Linked DNA regions of Mus musculus: region 2 is linked to region 1. Evidence: chromatin loops called from intact Hi-C (ENCODE). Cell type or tissue: heart. All regions are shown on one strand. Links, peaks and the distances in the headings refer to the core of each region. The heading gives the core; the rest is flanking DNA. Region 1 holds the start of Gm11816 (a long non-coding RNA gene). Region 2 overlaps Clvs1 (clavesin 1).

Region 1 (5,378 bases), core at 183-5,182:
GAGCACCACTGTGCGCTGAGCACCGCTGAGTCGTGCTGTTCACATAAAGAAGTGAACCAGAGTACGATGTTTGACTTCGTTTTAAGGTTTGGTCTGTATGTATCCCCAAAGATGTCATGAAGAAATAAGAGGTAACAGATCTCTGAGGAAATAATGAAAATGTTTATGATTATAATAACCTTGGACAAGTTACTTCCTTCTCTGTTCCCTGAATTGCTCATGTGTAAAATAAGATTCTAATTCCAATGACTCATGAGCGAGAAGCCCATGCAGCCTCATGCGGTGGATGAGAAGGGATTCTCAGATTCACTCTATAGGCTCCCCATTTGCTCCACTTTTAAAAAATAACCTCTCTCCTCTCCTCCTTCTCATAGTCCCATGACCTAATTTTCTACTTACTATACAATTTTATCCAAACCATTTTGCTTCTGACAAAGTGATATTGGTAAATCTATCCACTTGACATTAAATCAGATGCAAACAAACCAGTTTGAACAGGAATGTGACCATCCCACTTGTGGTTATATGCCCTCAGACAAGTAGCCTCCTTCAGACCAATTCCTGTCCTGCGAGGCAGAGGATAAAAGCAATGCCTTTATGTGGAATGGAAGAGAGCAAAGTCACACTGAAGTTCACTGGCATACAACAAGCATTCAGTAGACACTGGATTCTGGAATTATCACTACTATTTTAAAAATCTGACTTCAAATATAATGGCAAACAGATGGCAAGTAAATTAGAACTGGATCCAGGAGGACACTATTTCAAAGCGAAAGTGGGATTATACATGCAAGAAATCCTCCCACTTGACTAAAGCACCTGCTTGCTTTCCCCAGATACCTGCCACATAGACCCTACCCAGACACGGTCCAAAAGGCCAGGGAAATTCTCACAGCCTTGCAACGTGATTGCGTTCTCTCTGGGGGTGTCAATGACCATGCAGTGATTTGAATACCTCATGTGAAAGGTTTCCTGAGATTAAGATGATTATTAATATTTATGGAAAAGATGTAAACTTTCGTCCATCTTGCCCTGACACATGTATAAAAGTGACCAACTGGGAGCAGGTCACAGCAAAGGCATGAGAGCAATTGTCCTACCAGAATTCCAGCTGGTCTTGCTCAGAGATGGAGGCTCCAACAGCAGAAATCTGTGTGGTTTCCGAGTTTTCTGCAGCTGCCAGGCTGAGCTGAATGAGTTAAACACAAAAGAACCACATACTCATTCATAAAGTAAGCATGGCCAGCACTTCCAGAGCCAGCAGAGTTGTTATTCTAGTGTACCCGCTTCATATGCATTGGGACACAAGTTGACACCCTTACTCAGTGATTCCTCTGATCATAACTTATCTCACAGCAGCATCAGCAAGACTTCACAATCTGCCCCTTTAAGATCCCTAAAGAAAATCCATTGCTTGCCTGTGTTTTCTGAGCTGCAAATTTGCATGTGAGTCTTTGCTGTCAGGACTCTGGTGCTGCAGAGAGAGAGACAAGCACAGAGGCACGTGTGTATTTATTTCTGGATTCCACTTCAGTCGAAACCAAAAGTTAAGCTCGGGTCCCGTTGTTTTGCTGTTTGGAGTCCCAGTTTCTCAAGTGGAAACTGTATAAGACATCCGGCCTGTCAGGCTGCTGCTAGGACAAACACAATCTTGGTAGAGTCCCAGAGGCAGAAGGGATTGAATGATGAATTCTGAAGTCAGGTGGCCACCTTTAATTCCAGCAGCCTCCTGAAAGTCCCATGCCTTAAGATGTAGTTGAAATCCTATCATGCAGTCTCTCACCTGTAAAGTAGGAGTGGTGACCTGAGGTTTACACTGGTTGATGCACAGAAGTACTTCTTTCTTAAGAATAAATAAGCCAAGCAGGTAAAGAACTGGGATACCAGGTCAAAAGATACTTTCTAAACACTGAAACCTTTGATCAAATTATCAACATTTTTCCACTTGGGAAATTGTAAAAACAATAACTATGACAGATCATAACTCCAAAATTATATTGGGCTGGAAGGCTCTGTTATTCTTATATACCTGGTTTAAAGGCCTCTTCCTATTGTTGGTCATAGGTTGTAAGAACAACAACCAGGGGACTCCTGACACACAAGTCCTTTAACACACCATAATCACATCCACAGTACTATGTGCAGACCAGCTGTTTCCACCCCAAGTTTTGAATGGGGGACCACAACAGAGGAACAAGTCAGAAAGTGCGGAGAGATAGAGAACATTCTTCCATCAATATCATTACCTCTCACATATCAGATATCAGCAAGCAAGGTCAGATATCAGCAAGCAAGTTGAAAACTAGCCTAAAACATTGTTTCTTCAGCAAAGTTGAGGCACTGTAAGAAACATTTAAATTTAGATAACTCCTAAAGAGTAACAGAGGCTGGTGAGATGCTTGTTTAGTGCCTTCAAACATAGGGACAAGAGGAAGGCCAAACATCCAGCCGGCTGCTTCTCCCCACAACATTCGATACAGAACAAAAGGTCTATATTGAAGATTAGCAAGCTTTGGGCAAGGTTTAAGACACAGAGCTGGGGCAAAGCTGAGAAAGTAGAGAAAAATTTAAAGAGGGACCAAAAAAACCTCAGTAATTTACTCAAAGTAAATCATATTCCAATGAAATGGCTTAGAAACTCACACTCAAAATAAAAATACAGAGATAATAAAATCAACATTTCTAAAGGCCAGACAGCACGTCTGTTTTGTTCTGATTTGACTGAGCATGGCTCTGCTCTGACAAGCTAGCTATCTTGGGGAAAGAGCCATCATTAAGTTGTGTCCTGTTATTTCAGTTTCAGTCCCAACAACAACAACAACAACAACAACAACAACAACAACAACAACAACAACAACACACACACACACACACACACACACACACACACACACACACACACACACACACACACACACACAGCTGCAAGTGCCTTACTTCTTTTCCAAAGCATTTCCATGAGCATTTTCTCAGTTACTGCTAAGATCTGTTGGGGACACGAAGCATCACTGACTTACTGATGGCAGCAAGAGGGGTTTGGGAGGAGACAATGCTGTCTTCTCTAGGGAGCAATGTGACTCACCCATGGAAAAGCTGAGGCTCACAGCTTCCATTCCAAGTTAATTCCAATGACATCTGGAACCAATTACTCAGCCTTGGAATTATTAGATGTTTCAAAAATACCATTGTAGCTGCTGCGAGGCTCTCTCTCTCTCTCTCTCTCTCTCTCTCTCTCTCTCTCTCTCTCTCTCTCTCTCTCTCTGTGTGTGTGTGTGTGTGTGTGTGAGAGAGAGAGAGAGAGAGAGAGAGAGAGAGAGAGAGAGAGAGAGAGAGAGAAAGTTATTCAGTTGTTCCTTGTTCCCTAACACTGTGCAGTAGTTTAATCTGGTGAAATTTCTAGAGATAGTCGTGCTTTCAAACCTCACTGGTGATTGCCTACCTGCAACAACCTCTCCAGTGCTGGTGTAGAAAAGGTGCCAAGTTCAGAGGGTGTAAGATGACTGACATAGTCATTGGGAGAAGAGTTTTAAGTCAGTTCTTTCTTCTGATTGAAATCCTGAGCCCATCGGTTAGGTGTACTTCTTAAAACTACAAATAAGCTAGCTGACTCCTTTAGCTATTACAAAGGCATTCAAGAACCTTTTACATCTGGCAAGAGTTCTGTGTCTCATCCAATTTTATTTTCCTGAATGATAGACTGTATTCTCACATATCCATGCTGAACACTTGTGAAAAAGAAAAAAAAGAGGTGGGGCTGGGGAAGCGGCCGGATAGCTCACTGGGGTCAGGTGAACCATGTTCTCCAAATCCCAAAGGCTATTCAAAGGGAGACCCAGCAAAATGCTGGATTCTGTTCCCTCTATTCTTTAAACAACAACAACAACTCGGAATTCCTATGGCAGTGGTCAGTTCTCCAATTGTTAGGAGTTTGGAGGTGAGCCGGAGAGTGAGAGTGACCAAAATACAAACTAAGCCATGATGGGTATTTATTAAGTGTTTATCATATGCTAAGAAGAAATGCTCTTGAGAAGACACTAGTAATAACTATCTAGCAGGTGGTGAAATTAAAGCTCAAAGAAGTTAGATCGTCTATCTGAGGTCTCCAAGCTGCAAAGTGCTAACATGGGCTAAAATCTCAGCCCCAATTCCTTAGGTACAGTAGCACACCACACAACTTGTCATTGGAATCCTTCTTCCCATTTTGGGGCTGGCTAAACAGACATTCAGGAGAGTGCTAAGGAAATTGCGAGGAAACATTGCTAGTCGCTTCTGCTCTGAGAGGACATGGAAGACCTCGTGATCTACAAAGCAGATCCTTCACCATATTCTATTCTAATTCTATAGAAGCCTGGAAGATCACAGGTTGAAAATCCTTACCAAATATACTAGTTCTATTTTTTTCTTGCTGTGATAAGCACCATGACTGAAAGTAACCTTGAGTGTAATGTTCTTGTTTGTTTGCTTTTTTTGTTTTTGTTTTTGTTTTTTACCTTACTGGTTATTGTCTACCATTGAGGGAAGAAAAGGTAGGAATTCAAGGCAATAGGCTGAAGGTAGTAATTAAGGAGAAACTGTGGAAGGACATGACTATTCCCTTGCTTTCGTGGCTTCCTCAGCTATCTTTCTTAAATAGTCCAGGCATACCTTCCTAGGGATGGCATCACCCACAGGAAGCAGGGCCTTCTATGCCAATTAACAAGTAAGAAAATGTTTCAAAGATATGGCCACAGGTCATCTGACCAGGACGAGTCTCCAGCTGATAGTCCCTCTACTCAGGTATGTCAAGCTGACTATCAACTTCAGACATCATACCCAATTTCTGCCAATAATACTTGACAAGGTTAACTGTGACAGCAGAAAAATAAAACAACTTTCATTTTCAAAAACCCATTGTCCAGTAAAGGAAATTTGTTATTACTTGAAAATTAATACAAGCCAAAAATGACCTCAATTTGAGCCAACAATATGGGCCAGCTTTGCCTACCCATTCCTTTGAATTATTAAGTAAGTGTTCTTGTAGATTCTCATTTGACATCAGAATTTCAGCTCTTTGGCTTGCCTGTCTTTGGCCTCAGGAAGCTATACTTGCTATACTTGCTGCTCAGTGAGCTTATTTGGTAATAACTGCATGGCTCAGCAGAGCTATCGGGATGAGATAAGGTGCAGGAGGAAGAGTTTCTCACACAGTGCAGCCTTCCTATCTTTTTTCACAGGTAAGAAAGTTTTCTTACTTTGATGTAATTCAGAGCCTCAGGTATCCAGAACAAAATTTCCCACTCAACTGAAAGATAGTAAAATGTGTTATGCAATTCTAAAAGCTACTGATTGATAAAGGGATAAAATTAGAAGGGCTTATAATATGATGTCACTGCCTCGTC
Region 2 (5,378 bases), core at 290-5,289, 160 kb after region 1:
CACTGACATCGAGTTTTAATATTAAATGTCTCTTGTGTGACTAGGTAAATAGAATTCTATCATGTCAAAAGTTAAGAAGCCATGTTCCCAATTAGGGGACATATAAACCTGGGGCAAGATGCTGCTTGCTTCCTTATTCTCAATATCTTGGAACAGGCCTGTTGTCACTTATCAGTCAACCAAGACACATTCTATTGGGTAAGACATTCCAGGTCATTGCTGTCAATGTATCTACTGAAAGAAATAACACAGGTCCCAATTGCATCTCAGGAGGGGAGAGTGAACAGTGTCCATCTGAATAAGAAGGGCAAATGAGACTATTGTGTGAGCAATAGATTTACCCTTCTGTCTTCCCTTCTTTCCATGTTCTCTTCTCAATCATCTGTCTTCCCTGCCTGGGCAATGGGGCATCTGCACAGGTCTACAACATTCTAGCTTGGATCTCTGTACCTGGATGACTTAACAATGAAGGTTTCTGCACATTTGCTCATAGAGATTGGTATAGAGCAAAGCTTCACAAACATCAATTAGCCTCAGTCATCAGGTTTGAAAATATTGAGAGCCACCTGATTTTCACTAATCATAATGTGAGATAGGAAAGTTTAAATATAAATCCAATAGTCATTAAAGTCAGAGGTAATAACTTGGACTGCCTAAATATTTTAAGATCTAAAAGAATGGAGACAAGTTGGATACATGAAGCAAGTTTAAAAAGATGATATTTGTTTCTCAACCTGAAGGTTTTTGAATAGAACTTTCAAGGCAGGAAGGAACTGGGTAAACAGCATCATTTTTAAGAATAGTCTGCTGTACACTGATGCCAGGAAGGAGAATACGGCTCTTGATAACCCCAACCGACAGATAATCATTTCACTCAAGGCCACACCATGAATACTGTGAATAACCACCTGGCTGATGGTGGAAAAATCTAGAAATCGTGGCCCAACTGGAGTAGTTAGGGAGGAAGACCTTGCACTAAAACAAGGCTTCAAAGCAGACTCTGAAGGGATTGTGTCTGCTCAGCCCTCCGCAGACAGAGGTTATACACTAGAGATCCAACCAATGAATGGGCTCACTTCACTTCTTGTAGTAATTCCCTAAATAATAAAATATGTACTTTATATTAGGCATTACAGGAGAGTGAGCACTGAGTCTATGCAGATACTGCACCCTAATATAAGAACTTGAACTTCTGCTGATTCTGATATCTAGAAGGGTCCTGGGACCCAACCCCACAGGCAGAGAGAGAAATGGCAGGATCCTGTAGCTCTGGGAGAAGGAAGCAAAGACAGGACACATGTGTCTTCAAAACCAGGTTTGAGTTCAATGTGAAAAACGATCCTTGAAAGGTTGATCTTCTGGGTCACAGAGGAGCAAGCTTCTCGAGTTGGCCGTCTTCAAGAAGAGGTGCATGAACAATGCCGGTGAGCACCTAGACCTCACCCAGACTCCAGGCGGGCAAGGGGCTGCTTTGTGTAATAAAGTTGGTTTATCTGTCAGAAAGAAGTGCAGTTCAAACTTTCAATAGTTGATTGCTACCAGGCTCTTTTATTTCCACAGAATTCTTAGTGCAAAGCAATTATGCAGTGGTTTAAGAATCTGGAGGGAGTCGCTGTGTGTGGGTAGCCATACAGCTGTGGTCTGGTCTGTTTGCTTTCTTTCAAATTTTATATAGCACCTCAAAATATAGCTCAGCCTGGCTTGAACCCACACGCCTCTAGCCTCAGCTTCCCGGAACGCTGGTTTTACCAGTTTGTCTTGTTATCATCTGAGGTTTCTGATTTTTCAGAAATGTAGTGGTTCCCCCCACCCCCATAGGATCACTATGCAACGCAGGCTGGTCTGGAGCTCACTATACTGCCCAGACAGGCCTCGCCATTGACTCTCATGCTTCTTTCTCCGCAGAGCTGGTATTACTCGACTATACCCTCCGTGCTCAGCACTGATTTACTTACTTCTTAAGTCTTGTGCTTTCTGAGCTACATACATATTATGAAAGAGGCTCAGAACCTTAGGCTGCAAGCCATGCTCCTAGTGAAGTGTTAGGATCAGCATGGCGAGGCGGCCCTGCAGCCCCAGACCTTCTGGGGAAAGCTGCTCATGGAAAGATCCTGCTCTCTGCCTGTCATATTGCTTTTGTCCCAAGTTATTTCTCTGTTGAACCCTTAATTTGCTTTTGGCACTTAAAAATGGAGACTGTAGATCCATTTCTCAGAGTTGCAAATGGGGTAAGCTTATATGTGTGAAGAACCCTTAGACAACCACCAAGCATACACAAAACACAAAACATTCAGTGTTTTTTGCATCTTTCGAATTACCTTTATTTTTATTTGGAACATGAACAAAATGTTACACTCATAGGACTTATTACAGCAAAAAGATATGGATCAAATTCAGCAGAAAAAAAAAAGAATCTCAGAATGACCAGATTCAATCTTCAGAAAAACAAAAAGAAAAAAAAAAAAAAGAAATAAAGTGGTGTGTGGAAAACAGATGGCAGAAAGGAAGCACTAAGTAGCTATTTCACATGCTCTGATTCAGGTGAGTAGCAAGCATCACCAGTATGGACTGTCTGTGACTGTGTGTGTCTCCTTCCTCTCTTGTTAGATCTCAGTCTGTGGTAGAAGCTGGGACCTTGAAACATGAAGAGAAAGGAGAAAATGAGAACACCCAGCCACTGCTGGCTCTGGACTGAGCCAGCCAGCATCATGTGACATCTCCAGTGGAGCAACCGTCCAGCAAGCCTGTGCAACTGACCTACAGACACTCTGTGTGCTCTGCTTGACATGAGGTCCTCCATCCCAGTCCCAGCCATGACTGTCAGCAACCATTGGTCTGGGTAGCCCACACCGGACAAAGATCTGAGAGACGCTTTTAAAAATTTAACGAATTAATTTATGTTTTAGTGAGGAATGGTGACGGGGATGAAGAAAGGCATTTATGTAAAAAGGATTCTCCCCTCATATTTTTGGCAGCAAATATACTTCAAAAGGGGAAAAAAACCCTAAATTAGTTGCATATACATCACTCTAAAGACTCACACAGGAACCCTCTCCAGGTTTTGCAAATTAAGATGAAATGCATTCCGAAATAAATAAAACAGAGTTAAAATGTGCAGACACATCAGCAAGTTTAATGTAGTGCTGAACCCCAGCAGCAGTAGCTCCAATAATTTCCAGTCCTATTGACTTATTTCCTGACCTCATCACCAGCATCTAAGTAGTCAGCCTAAGAGTGTGATCTCCCACGTCTGGCTATTTGCAAAGTTTTTCATTTAAATCTCTCTCCTACAAGAATGATTTGGACATCGTGTTGCTTGTCAGACCATCAGCTGACTTTCATGAATTGCTTTTTAAGACAAAGAGGCAGTTTGAAAAAAAAAGAGGCTGCTTCATTGTAGCAAAGTGATTTCCTGTAGGCGAATGCCTACAGAGAGGGGGCAACTCATTGGAACACACACCACACACCACACACACACACACACACACACTGGTGACTGATTACCCTTTTAAGTTAATTCTTGGGTTACTACAGCAAAAACTTGCTATCAAATAAGTCCCTTTGTCCCCATGCTCCTATTACCTGTGGAGAAAGGCCCTGAGGGGGCAGGCATTCAAATCTCACAGAAAGACCCTTAAGGATGGATCAGCATGTAAGTACCAAGCTAAAGAGGACCAAGAATGCAAGATGAAATGCCAAAGACCAGCCTACTTCCTTATCCATTCTCCTTAGAAATGGATCCCAGCCCCCATGCATAGGAAGTCAGACAGAGAACAGCAAAGGGGAGGATATTTTATCTGTGCCATGTTTCCTGAGACCAGCTGAGTATGTGTAGATACCTTATTCTCTAGCATCTGTACGACACAGACACTTACTAATATGACCAGAGTGATAATGTCAAAATTTTTAATTGCTAACACTTATTAAAATACTTTACATTTTAAGCACTTGGTAGAGTGATTTACTAGCTGAACAGCCTAAAGAAAAGAGGAAACCAATTCAACTTACTTCCCGCCATAAACACAAAACATTACTGACTATGGCCACTTCCCTCTCTCCATCTCTCTCTTTCCCTGTTCCTTCCCACTTCTCTCCTCCTTACACTCCTCTCCTTTTCCTTTGTCTTTCTTTCTCTGTCTCCCTGTTACCCTCTCTTCTCTGTCTCCCTCCAATGCTGAAGATCAAACCCAGGGCCTAACCCCTGAGCCCTGAGCTACAAACTAGATGTATACTCCTCAGTTGATCTACTGTTTTATTATTTTTTTCTACTGGCAGAGAATAGTAACAGAAGCTATTTTTATGTTCCAACCTTGAAGAAGCAAAATTGAAACAGAATTTTAAAATATTTCCCAAACAATTGCATCATAGTATATTAAAAAAAAAACCCTACCAATTCATTTTGTATAGACCTTTAGAATTGTAAAATAATAACCTTGAAAAATGTTTACCAAGACATGGATGGAAATTCTTTTCTTATGACACAAGTAAGAGCGAGGAAAAATTAAAGTGAATTAGAAAATCTTTTATTGCTTGTGTTTATAAGATCAACGTGGGATCCAAGTACTTAAAATGCTGTTGGAGTGCACCACTGCCAACACTTGCAAAAGTAACGGTACTGCTGGCTTTTCACAAGGCAAGATTTAGAATCCTACTGTAATGACCATATTTTAAAAAACATGTTATATTTACTAAGTTAACAGCTAATTTTCACTCATTTCCTCCATTTTATTCCATGGATGTAAGGTGATAGTTTAACAATGAGAACACATGGTTTGCATTTCGCTATGTATATGTAGTATAGAGGAGAACTAAACCCAGCAGGTAACCGAGGGTTACTACATGAACACTGGATTGTATTGCCTTTGTCAGTAAGTTCCTCTGTTTAATAAATACTGAAGAACACAAATAACTTTCTGTTGTCTGAGAGTTTGTTTTCTTTTCTGGAATTTGGTAAGGATTTGATATTTCCCCTCATGCCTTTGCCATCTGTTTTAGAGGAATTTTTGAACACTGGCAAAGGAAGGGACAAGTACCTATTTTAAGAATGGACACATATTTTGTAAACTTTCCTACGAAGAGCTAATGTCCTTAAGCTAAAAGGGAAAGGATCAAGCTCAATGAATTGCTCTTTAAATGAGGTACAGAAAGCTGCTTTTTTTGGGCACTGCTTGAAAGGCACACATCTCTGTGTGGCTGGAATACCAGCCATTTCTGCAGCAATGTTGTTCGACTGGCTTAGAGATCAGTGCATGAATGTCATTACATTCTAGGGCTTGAGTTATCTTTAATTTTAAAATAGAAAATAAAATGCAGCAATGCTTTACTAATGATCATCTTGAGGAGCAAGATGGCTTTCTACTGCTCTTTCTCAGCCATGG

What was found. Hi-C counts contacts between places; a loop is a spot of excess contacts. Peaks named below come from ENCODE experiments on the same cell type or tissue, not always from the same donor. Only the 100,000 strongest peaks of a DNase experiment are listed, where the experiment ranks them.
Region 2: it touches region 1 in a loop (2.6-fold over the local background); 8 of 42 quality-filtered maps call a loop at or near these places.

Annotation. Positions count from the first base shown.
Region 1 is chr4:9,284,314-9,289,691 of GRCm38, forward strand. The region is part of intron 2 of Clvs1 (clavesin 1); the gene reads left to right. Gm11816 (a long non-coding RNA gene) reads right to left here and starts at 3,078. Exons shown (of 3, transcript XR_881109.3): 1 at 2,938-3,078; 2 at 1,101-1,189; 3 at 1-142. In heart, for the core only: no CTCF peak of the experiment used is centred there; a DNase peak (open chromatin) is centred at 3,048.
Region 2 is chr4:9,446,783-9,452,160 of GRCm38, forward strand. It overlaps Clvs1 (clavesin 1), which reads left to right. Exons shown (of 6, transcript NM_028940.2): 6 at 2,608-4,909. The coding sequence ends at 2,695. It overlaps Asph (aspartate-beta-hydroxylase), which reads right to left. Exons shown (of 24, transcript NM_023066.3): 24 at 2,303-5,378. Among named protein-coding and RNA genes, the nearest start is that of Gm11816, 160 kb to the left of the region's middle. In heart, for the core only: no CTCF peak of the experiment used is centred there; a DNase peak (open chromatin) is centred at 2,729.